Regions from separate parts of the Homo sapiens genome. Here region 1 is linked to region 2. A link is an interaction called in ENCODE POLR2A ChIA-PET data of the cell type or tissue named here. Cell type or tissue: OCI-LY7. All regions are shown on one strand. Links, peaks and the distances in the headings refer to the core of each region. The heading gives the core; the rest is flanking DNA.

Region 1 (7,358 bases), core at 1,638-6,637, 410 kb before region 2:
ACCCAGGCTGGAGTGCAATGGCACGATCTCAGCTCACTGCAACCTCTGCCTCCCGGGTTCAAGTGATTCTCCTGCCTCAGCCTCCCAAGTAGCTGGGACTACAGGTGCCCACCAGTACGCCTGGCTAATTTTTGTATTTTTGGTAGAGATGGGGTTTTGCCATGTTGGCTAGGCTGATCTCGAACTCCTGACCTTGTGATCTGCCTGCCTCAGCCTCCCAAAGTGCTGGATTACAGGTGTGAGCCACCACGCCTGGTCTCTGTCTCTCTCTCTTTTTTTTTTTTAGAGATGATGTCACCCAGGCTGGAGTGCAGTGGTACAATCATAGCTCATAGCTCACTGCAGCCTTGAACTCCTGGGCTCAAGTGATCCTACCATCTCAACCTCCTGAGTAGCTGGGACTACAGGTGCAAGCCACCGTGCCCAGCCCTATTTGACCTCTGATAAAGAGTGTTGTTTGGCTAGAAAACCTTATCCTCAGAAGCAGAGTGAGGAGGGGAACTTGCATCTAGGCCATTTGGGGCCTGCCATACTTTGCCAGATGTCAAGACAGCACGTAATATTGGGTGTTGACTTTAGGTCTTATATCACACCTTCTTCTTTTGTCTTCATCCTTTCCCCCACTTCCTGTGCTTTCCTTTTGTCTCCTCTCATTCTTAGGCAATGGGTTTAAGGTCAAAGACACAGGCCTGGGCTCAGATTCTTGCCCTATCACTGACCAGCTGTGCAGTTATAGGTGAGGTTCTCAAGATCTCTTGGCTTCTGCCTTCTTATTCCTAGAAATCAGAAAATATAAGTCTCTTTAAAATGCATCTGTTTTGAGATCTAAATGAAAGCCTGAAAAGCCTTTTATCACAGTGAAAAGTGCTCAATAAATGTCAGCCATGCTCATTTAAATGGCCTAACTCTGGTAGTGACATTTGGGGCCAAAGGATAGCTCTTGATGGCTGGGTCTGAAAGCCCGTTTCAGGATGAGGTAGTGTCAGCTCTGTTAAGGTAACAGGATTGGGCCTGAGCTGTTAGAAACTTGGCCTCAATAAGACTCTAGCTGAGGTATCTTTTCTTTCTCAAGAATCTCAAGGGCTTAGGCCAGCACAGCCTGTGCACTCATGCTTTTAAAAAAACCAAAAACCCAAAACCAAACAGAAAAATGCAGCAACAATAGCTGCTTGGGCCCACATGTCACTCTATTATCTCCCACCGTTGGCCTGTGCCAGTACAATCAATTGTTCCACGGTCCCATTTGGTAACTTGGAAACTGTTTGCGCTGAGGATCTATGATAAGCACTTTGGCTGGAACTAACGTCCCTTTGGAGGTGAGGAGGGAGAAAAGGAAAGCAAGATGACCTGGCTGGGGACAGGCAATTCTCTAAATGCTGGCCTAAAGGGACTGAGTTCTTGAAAGCAGGTGACTAGAAAGAGAATATTGTTCTACTTCCTTCTTTTTTCTTTATTCTCTGGGCTCACATTTCTAAGATCTTTAATTTTCAAAACTTAAACAAGAAAGTGTATTAATCTTAAATGTCTCCCATTAATCATCAAGTCCAGCCCAGCGACGAGAGATAGATGACTCACTTCCACAGGTGATTTCTTGGTAATGGTGGGTCAAGGTTTGCCCCTCCATTTCCCCTACTGTCTCACTAATGGAGAAAGCGTCCCCTTAGGAAGTACCTGTCTTGGAGCAATTTGTCAAGGGAAAATTGCAGGTGGGAATAGCCACTGACAAGAAAATATTTCTCTTAGGGAAACAAGGTGAGTAGCATAGCATGGTGATTATAAGCATAGGCCCTACCTTTGAGAGTTGTTGTAGGATTAAATTACAGAATTAAATAAAGCACATAATTCAGTGTGTGACATAGTAAGTAGGTCTGCGATAAATAGTGAATATTTACTACACCCCTTTACATGCCAGACACTGTACTGAGGACTTTTGCCATCATTTGAGCCACATCATATTTCATTGACTGAGCTATTATTTCCCTCTGGTTTACAGACGGGGAAACCAAGATGCTACGTGACTTGCTCAAGATCACACAGGTAGTAAGAGACAGAACCAGGATTTGTACCCATGTAATCTGACTCTGAAGTGCATGTTCCAATCACTACACATGCTGCTCTCGGTGAACAGTGACTCTTACTATGAAACAGGAGGCAAAATGAGCTTGCTGCCATGAGGATAGAGCCCAGGATGTTGTCCTGTGTGTTGTAGAGTGATGTATCCTCTTCTACCTCAACGACCACTAGGTTCCTGTAGGCAAATTAGGAGTGATTGAGCCATGAGGAATAAATCCAGCCACTCCACTGCTTTTGCTGACTGATACTCAAGTTCTTTTGTAGAAACTTGAAATTCCACAATATCAGTAGGGAAGAATAAGAGGTTACTTTTAGTTCCCCAGGCAGTGTGCCAAAGGTTGAGATGCTCTTTAAAAAATTTTAAAGAGTTGCCCTTTCTGACCGTGACAAATCTCATCCCATAAATGTCAGATAAGTTGCTCTGCCACACAGCAGGTGGTCTGTCCCCAACTCCCTGTTAGTGCTGGGCCCTGGCAAAGTCAGGAGGTTGTGCGGTGGGTTCTACAGAGGGCCCTGTCCAGACATGGATGCCCTGGGGCTTGGGAGAGGGCTTCCAGAATGTGGGGCAGGAGGTAGTGCTGAAGGACAGCTTCAAATTCTGGGAATACTTGGAAGAGTGAAAAGGCAAGTCTATTTTCATATGGTTGAAGACAGCCCTACCCTCTAAGACCATTTGCAGATGTGAGTCTAGCAGTTTCTATGAAATGTCTTTGTCCCCAACTGGCAGAATCTAGAAAAACCTCGTGGGGTTGGAATGACCCAATTTGCTGACTCCAAAGCCAGGCTTTGGTCATCATGCAGGCAATTCTGTCTTCATGCGGTTGCATGCAGGTGAGGCTGGAGCAGACAGCATGTTCTGGAACACCTTAATGATGTCAGGACGCTTTTCATTGCTCATCTATCACGTAACAGCTCAGATTTGCAATGTGCTACCTGCGTTCTCCCTTTAGCACAGACAATGCGTTCTTTCAACAGTGTGCGGCTCCATGGGAAAGGCTCTGCTGAAAGTGAAGTGGTGGGGTCCACAGCTGCCCCTCTGGGAAGGAGTGGTATGGGGGCAGGTGGGGACCAGATGCCTGGCCACAGCCGAGCTGGGGATGAGCACATGGAACAACCGCTTCTGGTTACACTTACTCGTTTCTCTGTGCTGAAAGGTGTCATATAAATGCTAAGAACAGAGAGAGATGGGGCCTATTTATTTGCATTTTGTCTAATGTGAGCAGATGCAGATAGAAAAGAGGCTTAGCCACAGCCGTTCACCTGCCCCGCTAGGCCTTCCATCTTCAGTTCATTTCAATGCCTCCCGCGTCAGTTCCGCTCCAGTGCTGCAGCAGACATGGCATGGGGTGCAAAAGGGGCACATGCCCTCTGTCTTCAGTGGGTTTGCAAAACTTGTGAAAGAGACAGGTTTAACCACAGGAACCATCTGAGGACAATACAACCCAGCATATGGCTCAGTGGTAAGTCATGGGGAACAATTGAAATGCTGGAGGAGGTTGTGGAAGAGAGGACCACGCGTGGATGGGCAGGAAGGCTTCTTAGGGGAAATGAACTGGACTTGCCCTGTGAAGCTGGCCAGCAGGTAGGTGGGCAAAGATGGTGAGCATCGATTGTCTACGCCCTTTGCCAGACCCTCACATCTGCTATTCTACTGACATACTCCCCTCCTCTCTTTCAGTGGTTGGGTCTCCCTTATCAATTAGGACTTGGCTTAAAAGACTTCCACGAGGCTTTCCTCAACTGTTCTAAGTAGCAGTGCTCTGCACTGCATTATTCTCTATCACAGTATTCTGTTTTTTCCTCCCTCAATGTAATACAATGTATAATTAGATGTTTGCTTGTTTCAGTCTTCCCCATTGCATTTCAGCCACCACACAGTCAGGGGCCATATGTCTGCTTCATTCACTTTTATATTCACAGACATGCACAATGCCTGGAGCCTAAGAGGTGCTCAGTAAATACTTGCTGAATGAATGAGTGACCTTTGAGGAAAGCCTCATTAGCAAATATATTTCTTGGCCAGTTGAATCCAAGCTCTTGTTTTATATTCCAGAAAGAAAACCTGCAGATTCCATTGATCTGGCATGGAGCTGGATGTCTTTCAGGATGAAGAGTTTTCATTAAAACACAGCCACAACAAAGCAAGAAAAAAGAGCAATTGATGTAAGCATGCCAGTCAGGTTCACATGTTAAGAAACAGAATAAGGCCGGGCGCGGTGGCTCACGCCTGTAATCCCAGCACTTTGGGAGGCCGAGGCGGGCAGATCACGAGGTCAGGAGATCGAGACCATCCCGGCTAAAACGGTGAAACCCCGTCTCTACTAAAAATACAAAAAATTAGCCGGGCGTGGTGGTGGGCGCCTGTAGTCCCAGCTACTTGGGAGGCTGAGGCAGGAGAATGGCGTGAACCCGGGAGGCGGAGCTTGCAGTGAGCCGAGATTGCGCCACTGCACTCCAGCCTGGGCGACAGAGCGAGACTCCGTCTCAAAAAAAAAAAAAAACAAAAAAAAAAAAACAGAATAAAAAGAAATAAAAATTGATAAACAATTGTAAATCATACCAAGGCCCTGCATAAATATGACTTGCTATTATGCATAATACAATACATGGCATTTTTGTCTTGGAACCTGTCCAATGTGGTTTATTATTGGAAGAATTGGGTGAATCTTGTTAAAACACAGCTTTACCTGAAATTTGATCCCTAGGTGTGAACCCAGAGGACAATCTTATGGGGATTTTCCAATTATGGTTTTAAGTAAGGAGTTGTGGAATTCTCATTTCATCCTCTTCAAAATTTCTTGCTTTAAATGAATGAGTAGACTGAATTATTCTCCTTTTAAAAAACAATTGTTTTGCTTGGTGAAGACCAGAAGAATCATGCCAGTTCTAATGCAGGAGAGAAATACATTTTAAAAAAGAAATATCCTTGGCTATACAGTTGATTGCCTTTCTATTCAAATTTAATCTGAGCAATATATAATTTTAATTACAGAAATTAGAGGCTACAAATCAGAAATATCCTTACATTTCTTGAGTTAACAAAAATGATCTTCCTTTACTTGTGTAAAATTTCATTTGGAAAAAGGGAAAAGAGAGTAAAGAGATGGAGTAAAAAGATGTGCATCTGTAATGTTGGCTCTGTGCAATCAGTATCTTGATAATCATATTTTATACAAACTCTCCGGCAAAACCAGAGTCAAGATGTTTTAGGAATTACTCCTCCTCACTCCTCCACCCCCACATTCCACCACTGGGAGTCAAATTGTCTGTGGAAAAATACATCCTAATATTAAAAACGGCTTTCTGATTGAACTGTGGCATATTCTTGAAGCTGCCGTGCAAGAGTCTCTTGCAAGAGTTTAAAAATTCTATAGATCAGGTACTTAATGATTTACAGAATAGGAAAAATAACGCTGGTGGTTTGAGCTGAAAAGCACTTTGTCAGGACTGCCTATGATCTTCTTAATACTGACAAAGAATAATGATACATATTTCTATCCATTATGGTTGGGTTGAGGTGAGGGTCAAAAGCTGGGTTCTATGAGATACTGATTCCTAGACGGTCCCCATCCTCCTCATCCCCACTGGTCTCTGGGCTGAGTCTATACTCAGGCAGAGGAGAGATAACTGCTATAGTCAAACTCAGGACTGCTGTGAGGGATCTATTTCTTTCTTTCTTTCTTTTTATTTATTTTTTTGAGATAAGGTCTCACTCTTTCACTCAGACTGGAGTGCAGTGGCGCAATCACGGCTCACTGCAGCATTGACCTCCTGAGCTTCGGCGATCCTCCCATTTCAGCCTCCCCAGTAGCTAGGACTACAGGTGTACACCACCACAACCAACTAATTTTTTGTGTGTATATTTTTTGTAGAGACAGGGTTTCTCCATGTTGCCCAGGCTGTTCTGGAACTCCTGGGCTCAAGTGATCCACCTGCCTTGATCTCCCAAAGTGCTTGGATTATAGATGTGAGGCACCATTCTGGGCCAGGATCTATTTCTTTTGTGCCCTGGTTTATTTCAGGGTGTTGTATGCAGGACACTGATCAACCCTCACATTCTCTGCCTACAGTGTATATAACTGTGCTGAAGGGGCTTTTCCCAGAGCCAGACTCTAAACCTTGGATATACACAGATGCCCAAATGCTGTAAAGTACTATAGAGTGCAGATCATTATATAGTATGAATATGATCATTTCCAAAAAGCAATGTGATTTTAAAACTTGCTTTATTGCCTAAGCTCTGGAATTGATTATTTTTCAATCTTTTTTGGATACCTGTGTTATCTTGGTCAATGTAAATTAATAAGAATGATGGTTATGAATAATGTGCTGTCATTGACATTTACTTGGATGTCAGAGAATGGATGTTAGCAGTGGGGATATCTGTGTGGATGCAGAACCTGGGACTCATTCCTTCTTACTCACTACCTTTAGAATTTATTCTTCCTGGGGGCAGTTCCAAGATGGCTGAATAAGAACAGCTCCAGTCTATAGCTCCCAGCATGAGAGATGCAGAAGACGGGTGATTTCTGCATTTCCAACTGAGATACAGGGTTCATCTCACTAGGGCTTGTCAGACAGTGGGTGCAGGACAGTGGGTGCAGCACACCAAGAGTGAGCCGAAGCAGGGTGAGGCATCACCTCACCCAGGAAGCACAAGGGGTCAGGGAATTCCCTTTCCTATCCAAGCAAAGCTGTGACAGACAGCACCTGGAAAATCAGGTCACTCCCACCCTAATACCGCACTTTTCCAATGGTCTTAGCAAACGGCACACCAGGAGATTATATCCCATGCCTGGCTCAGAGGGTCCCACGCCAACGGAGCCTCACTCATTGCTAGCACAGCAGTCTGAGATCGAACTGCAAGGCAGCAGCAAGGCTGGGGGTGGGGGGGTGCCCGCCATTGCTGAGGCTTGAGTAGGTAAACAAAGTGGCCGGGAAGCTTGAACAGGGTGGAGCCCACCACAGCTCAAGGAGGCCTGCCTGTCTCTGTAGACTCCACCTCTGGGGGTAGGGCATAGCCAAACAAAAGGCAGCAGAAACCTCTGCAGACTTAAGTGTCCCTGTCTGACAGCTTTGAAGAGAGTAGTGGTTCTCCCAGCATGGAGTTTGAGATCTGAGAACGGACAGACTGCCTCCTCAAGTGGGTCCCTGACCCCCGAGTAGCCTAACTGGGAGGCACCCCCCAGTAGGGGCAGACTGACACCTCACACGGCTGGGTACCCCTCTGAGATGAAACTTCCAGAGGAAGGATCAGGCAGCAACATTTGCTGTTCAGTAATATT
Region 2 (7,358 bases), core at 936-5,935:
CCTCGGCCTCCCAAAGTGCTGGGATTACAGGCGTGAGCCACCGTGCTCGGCCCGAAACTAACGGTTCTTTTGTCGTGTTGATGTTGACTGGGCTTCCAGAAGGCCCCTGTCAATCTGGCTTCCAGATAAATATTCCCTGGAATAATTTCATTCCAAAGAATTTAAAGTACTTGGAGTTGATCCTTTGAGTTAAAATCCTTTACAAGTGTCACTTCATTAATCTTCAGTGAGAGGGTGAACTTTACGATGAGACCATTTTATGGATGAGGAAAGCTGAAGCACAAGGGTTTTATGGCAACTGAGAAGGGCCTGAGGCTGGCTCTCAGTGATGGCTTCTTCCCACTCACAGCCTTCTGCCTCTATCATGCCTCACAGCAAAGTAGAGTCAGCCTCTTCCCAAAACAGGTGATCGATTTCCAAAGGAGGGTGGGTGGTTTAGTTTTCTGATCTGAGTTTTTCAAACCTCCCACGTTTGGCAGGTCAAGGCAGGACCAATCTACTTCTAGAATCCATTTTTGTTGGCTGTCTATAAGGCTAGTATGTCTCAAGCACATTGGGAAATTAAAGAAAACAACCATTAGTGTTTCTGACACATGAAATGCCTACCAGGGTCTTTTCTACCAGGGTCTTTTTCCTGCTCATTATGAAGGCTAATATGAAAATATTGCTATAGTGAGCAGAAGAAAAGCAGTATCTGAATGACTTTTCGTCTCAATGCAGTGCAAATGCCTGCAGTTCAAATGCAGGAACTGCCTCATCTCCTTTGCTTTTGGCCAGGAAGAGCTCATTTATTACCCATCACTAGGAAGAGCATGGCAGAGCCCTCATTATCTTGGATCCATGCTTTCCAAATCAATCAGCTCCCCGCTACACTGCTGGGCTTTCTAATTTAAATGTCAGCTAAAGTTAGAATATGTTCTTTAAAAATGTCAGAGCCTCGTTAACTTTGGCTTTGTGTTGCCCTGTCTATCACAATGAGGTTGGCAATGTTAAGGAAATTATTTTTCTAAGAATTCTTGAACTAAGGCTCCTCTTTGAATTTCAATGATACTCTTCCTAAAAGTCTTGCTCTGGTTCAAAATCAAGATGTTCCATATTACTGGCATCTACAAATAGCCACTTTTCAGAATGTATAAGGATTTCTAAATGACTTCTCACTTTTGAATTCACACTGTGAAAAATATTCTAAAAGCTGAAATTTGATCCATGTTTTTCAATGGGCTTTTGCGGTTTGGCAACTGATCTTGGACAGGACTGTCCTACTCACCACAGGACCTTTAGCTTTCCTGCTTCTCCTGTTCACTTAATGCTAGTAATTCTTCCCAGTTATTGTGATCTTGGAGTGCAGAACATGATACCCCAAAGTATGACACCTTGGTGTGTTGAGTACTTTGAACTGAAAGAGACTGGAAGGGCCTCAAAAGCAAGATCTTCTGACCTTCCCCCACCCTCCTGTCTCCTGTCGCTCTTTCTTCCCCAAGCAAATCATAGAAACCAGAATTCCTCTTCCCCAAAGGTGAGTCATAGAAACTCGAGTCCCTCTCTCCCAAAGCAAGCCATAAAACCTAGAAAGGCCACTGTCTTCCTTTTCTCTTCTCCTTTGAAGACCCTTATTCTAGAGAGGTCCTGCTCCAAACCTGGGAAGAAGAAATGCTACACAGAGAAGGGACTGGGATTAGTGCCCTTATAAAAGAAGCCTCAGAGAGCTGCCTTGCTTCTTCCACCACGTAAGGACTCAGCTAGAAGGAGCCATCTATAAACCAGAAGAGGAGCCCTCACCAGACACTGAATCTGCCAGAGCCTTTAGCTTGGGCTTCTCAGCCTCCAGAACTATGAACAATAAATTCTGTCCTCTATAAGCTACCCAGTCTATGGTATTTTGTTTTAACAGCCAAAAGACTAAGACAGCGAAATGGTGGATCATGTCTACAGCATGATAGCAACTGGGCAATTGGGTACTTTTGGCCTCATACTAACATATGGAAGGACAAAATGGAAGGAAAATGGTAGTTTGTTTAAGTATACTGAAGTGACTTCAAACAGTGTGCGTATACAAACAAGTATGGATGAAGGCACACACACACAGAGAATACATACTAATGTCTGCCAAATATAAAACACTTCTCGAAATTTGATGATTTAGAGGGAAAGTGGATTTTCTTCTTGAATTAACTCCCTGTGCTGGCTCTGGTTTTATTGGTTTCAAGCTTTCCATTGTTGCTCTTTTCCTAAAGCATTTAACAGATGTCCCTTCAAAGGCATTGAACCACTGCTGTTGTTTTTTCTCTCACCCCAATTTCCTTTTCAGTTCACAAAGTACCCAGAATATACTTTCTCCTGTATCTATATGTGGTGGGGAGAAAGAAAAGGCAAACAGAATTATATTTAATAAGTCACTTTTCTTATTAATACCCAGAGATGTAAAAATCAATCACAGTTGATTCAAATGGCAAATACTACTTTCTGTAGCCTCACTAAATGCTTTCTCCGATGAGATAAATGGACATAATCCTCAAATGACAAGAAACATGGAATATACAACAGATTTAACAGTCATGTTTAAGGGTGAGTGAACTTTAGGTCGCAGTTGTAGAGGACAATGCGGAAATGAAGATGCAGACTTAAGTTTTCTCCCCAGATAGTGATAAATTCACATTGATCCAATTTGTCCCTGTTTCCCTGTCTCTATGGCTCTTAATAGCACAACCAAAAGATGTCTGATTTCTAAGATGGAAGAGTGCTGCCTGCAGCCTTCACCTAGTTGTTTTTTGTTTGTTTGTTTGTTTTGTTTTGTTTTAAACTGCCCCATTCATAGACTGAAACCCTCACAGAATCAGGCTGTAATTAGTGACATGTAGAGACATGGCAAGACTGGGAAAACTTATGTCTGTGGATGTGCCTGACTCCTTAGAGGTGTAGGAGTTTGACGAGACACATGCTTTAGTTGAGAGTGTGCTCTTGCACACACCACCACACACACACATACACAAACACTTGACCTCCCAGGCCACGCAATTCCCCATTGCATCATTACTTTCTAACTCATCCTGCATAGTCTGTGGGTGGGAAGAGGCCAAATTTGGGCCACCAGGACACAGTCCACCAGGAAACAAAGTACCTCTGTGATGCTTTTTGATTCAGACAACCCCACCTCCACAGCTGCGAGACAAACAAAAAATGATCATGCTTCAAAAGCTACCAGTTCAAGCAAAACTGCTGCCAACCCAGCAGAAAAGCCTTTAGACATTTTTAAGCCATTAACTACTTCCTGCCAACCAGGAGGCTATATGGGGACACCACTCACTGGGGCCACTAAGCAGGATTCCAATGGAACCTAATCTGCTGAATTCAGACCTAAACCTCATGTTACTATATTACTTAAGAGAAAATAGAAATACAGTGTTTTAAAAAGCAAAAGATTTAGTTCAAACTGAAACAAATATTCTCCAAATTAAACTCAAACCAGACTGATGTTTCATTCACTTTCCAGTCTTAAAGGCATTCCCATGACAATTTCTCCTTGGCAGTTGCGCAGCCAGTGTCTCTCTTGGCTATCAATTCGCTGATGACAATACTACCAGGGGGCTGGACAACTAATAGAGCTCCAGTCTGCAAACTTGGCCTTCCTGCCAGGCAGCTTAAAAACCATTTACACAGTCCAGTTTGACTTTCGAGTGTTCAGAGAGATGGGTCGTTTGAACTCACTGATCCAAGAACATGTTTTTGTATATTCCTGGGCCTATCATAAATCAGACCAAAAAAGAAAGAAAGGTTGGACTGCTTGGCCATTTCAAGCAATTATTCTGTCTGGCATGGGTGGAGGAGAAAATAGAGTAGTGTCAGCAGAGTTATCAGCAGTTAGTTCTACTGAAGAAAATGTCACATGTCCGGTGCCAAGCACGTCTGACTGCTTTGTCTCGGATTGTCTCTATTTTTCTTTCTCTCTCACGTACACACATACCCTCTTTAATTACTAACAGAAAATAGTGCATTCTGCACACTTCACATCTGTTCAAGCCTTAATTAATCCAACTCTCATAGTCTCCATAGCAACGATGCTTAACAGGCTCAGATTCCACATTAGAAAACCTTCCTCTAAGTGAGTGACTCAAAATATGGCCATTACAAAAATGTTTACATTAATTCTGTGTCAGATATAATAAGAAATTTGCATGGAGGGAGTTTGGATGGAAAGATGGAGTTGTATGATCACATTCAGCTTCATCATAGTAAAAACTGCCCCAAACTAGGAACAGAAGTTAACATTAATTTTCTAAGCTATTGCAAAAAAAAAAAAGAAAAGAAAACATAATCCCATTACTACCTTTATGTTACTAGCAATTCCTGTGCTACGGAAGATTAACGACCACAGTTGCCTCGATGGAGCACACAGTTACTGTTCGTAGGGTAGCAAGAAGAAACGCAAGTGTTTTTAAAAAAAAAAAAAAAAAAAAAAAAAACTCTTCAGGAGGTGTGTTTCCTGAGCTATGGCTCTACAGACCTTAATTAAAAGCCTATTGTCCTTTGCTGGCACCTGCCAGCATCTTACCCAAATCAGAGCTTGTCAGCAGCAGAGAGGTGGACCAAGGCTTTCCAAGGAGGCTGTGAAGCTGCCACGGGAAATGTCAAGCACATTTCTAAGAGCCTGTTTTAGCTCCGTGGCCAATGCAGATGCTGTCGTTCATGCTGGCTATGTTTGTGTTTATATTTGAAGCTGTTATGTTAGAGATTGTAAAAATAAGCACTGGCAACTATGCAGAAAACCTGCTCAGACATTATACAGGGTGTGAGGGGCTGGGGCGAGTAGTGGTAAAGAGAGCATGAAAAAATGAAGCCAGGCATTTACCCCCAAATGGCATTTCAGCCCATACCCGCTTCCATCATTAAATGTTTAACTTGGGTTGCTAACAAGAAGTAAACCATTCATCAGAGTTCTAGCTGCTTTCTCCCTCACTGTTTCCTTCTATGAATAGGCAAACAACCCAAAACCAGCTCAGGAGAGAAAGAAAAGAACTTAGACACACTCTTGAGTAAGTAAAAATACATGTTAGGAGACAAATCAGATCTCATTTATGAAATAAAATGGAGACACTCAATTGAGCTTCTGAACAAGAAGAGAAGGTTTTTCATACTTTCCCTAGGGACTGAAATTGTGTGCCCTAGGAGACAGTTTAACCCTGGATTGCCTGGAGACAGAGCCAAGTTAAATTTATTGCCAGACCTATGCATAAAAAAGGGGAAGGTGGAAATTGGGGCTCTTCCAGAAATAAGGAACAGTTCTCTAATGTAACTATAGAATCTAGTGAAATTAGCAAAGAAAATATAATCCTGTGTTCGTACCAAGTTCATTCTTTCTCCTTGGGCAATTGTTATGAGACCCATAGCTGCTGGTAGTATCTAAAACCTTTGACTTTCTGCCATTCAAAGAGTAGACAACTAGGATTCAAATAATGGCATGTTGAAGTTTCTCAGCCATGAAGCTTCTACAGAACCACTGAACCATGGTCCCTTGTTACTTCACCCAAAACGATGTTCAATCATCAACTCGAGCTGACTGCTTTGAACTCACCAGCCAGAGGCAAAGAAATGTAATGGATCAGAGTTCTAGTTCTAGTTCTGACGACCCTTTGATCTCTGATTTCCAAAGACTCTTGTTCATCCTCTCATCCAATAAGTAGCATGAAGCTCTTACTCTGAGCCCAGCATCCTAACAGGCTTTGATCTTCGACATCTCTCAGCACGGGAAAATGAGCTGGACAAAACCAAAGTAGCGATGCCCTAGCTACTTCGATTCTTGAGCATGCCCAAGCCTGCCTTCTTTCTACCCCTATCCCCAGCATATAACAACTGCTCTCATTTTTAGAGTGCTGACTGTATGCCGTTTACTGCACTGGGCTTCTTCAAGTAGTTCACAACAGCCCTGCAAGACATGGCTATTGTTATTATTTTTTATTTATTTATTTATTTATTTATTTTGAGACGAAGTCTCGCTCTTGTCCCCCAGGCTGGAGTGCAGTGACACGATCTCGGCCCACTGTAACCTCCGCCTCCCAGGTTCAAGCAATTCTCCTGCCTCAGCCTCTCGAGTAGCTGGGACTACAGGCACCTGCCACCATGCCTGGCTAATTTTTGTATTTTTAGTAGAGACGGGGTTTCGCCATGTTGGCCAGGCTGGTCTCGAACTCCTGACTTCAGGTGATCCGGACATAGCTATTATTATCCTCATTTCATAGGTAAGCAAACCTAGCTCAGAAGCAAGGTTGCAGGATTGTACAACTCCATAAGTTTCCACTCACGTTGGAATCTACGCGTATGTGTGCTCCAGAGCATGAATAGTGCCCCCTGGTGGTGTGCAACCCTGTGGCCCTGGGGGAGATCCAGTAAGTAGGGCCCAAGTCTGTTTGGCTTTTCCATATTTTTTTGCTGCCTGTCTCACATTGGTAGAGGGACATCTGTGCATGAGAGGCAGTCAGGAAAGAAAAGAGCAAACTCTGCATGTCAATCAAGATAATTCTGGAATCTTCCATGTGTTCCCCTCCTTTTTTTCTTTTCCATGCTCCACTCAGCCCTAGGTGGTAGATTAAAACAGGGAGCTATGGGTAGCATCAGGGTTGGGTAAAAAATAAAGCAGAAGAGGTACATGAGCCTGTCTCTTTTTTTCTCCACTTACAATCTTGCCTTGTGGGTTATCATGCAAGTCATCAATCCACCCCTTAGCGGTACACTTAGGCATCCTCTTGGTCCCCTCTGTTCCAATAAGCATCTTCAGGTGATCCCAGGACCCCTTTTACTCTTAGTTTCTTGTGGCGTGGGATCAAATAGGAAGATATCCAATTCCCCATTTGACCAGAACCTACATTGCTTTATGGAAGAGGTGGATGTGGAAAGGTGAGGGGATGAGAGGGCATTTGGTTACACTTTAAGAGCATAGCATCCCAGGAAGGAGTCCGCTATTGCTCCATAGCCTGGAACCTGATCAGTTCCAACGAGGGCAGGGGTGGACTTCCACATTTCCCCACTTCTTATATAGAGTGCTTGAAAGAGGCAGAGATAGATGGACATTCTCATTGGACACCTTAATCTAGAGGGGAGGAAATCATTCTGGGTATCTCCAAACGTATGCCACAGTCTCTCATGTCTTTTGTTTCAAACCTCCAGACTTTGGCTCAGGTTTCCCTCTGTCTTAGTCCATTTTCTGTTATGATAACTGAATATCTGAGACTGGGTAATTTATTTCAAAATGTTACAATCTTACAGTTCTAGAGGCTGGGAAGTCCAAGAGCATGGTGTTGGCATCTGGGGCCTTCTTTGCTTTGTCATAACATGGCAGAATGTATCATATGGCAAGAGGGCAAGAG

What was found. ChIA-PET counts read pairs that join two places held together with the same protein. Peaks named below come from ENCODE experiments on the same cell type or tissue, not always from the same donor. Only the 100,000 strongest peaks of a DNase experiment are listed, where the experiment ranks them.
Region 1: POLR2A ChIA-PET joins it to region 2 with 11 read pairs; 2 of 35 experiments call an interaction of 5 or more read pairs at or near these places.

Annotation. Positions count from the first base shown.
Region 1 is chr5:74,350,399-74,357,756 of GRCh38, reverse strand. The region is part of intron 3 of LINC01331 (long intergenic non-protein coding RNA 1331); the gene reads left to right. Among named protein-coding and RNA genes, the nearest start is that of LINC01333, 32 kb to the right of the region's middle. In OCI-LY7, for the core only: no CTCF peak of the experiment used is centred there; no DNase peak of the experiment used is centred there.
Region 2 is chr5:73,944,689-73,952,046 of GRCh38, reverse strand. It overlaps LOC105379034 (a long non-coding RNA gene), which reads right to left and starts at 5,949. Exons shown (of 4, transcript XR_001742745.1): 1 at 4,550-5,949. In OCI-LY7, for the core only: no CTCF peak of the experiment used is centred there; DNase peaks (open chromatin) are centred at 3,216 and 5,506; H3K4me3 peaks cover 289 bases; H3K27ac peaks cover 961 bases.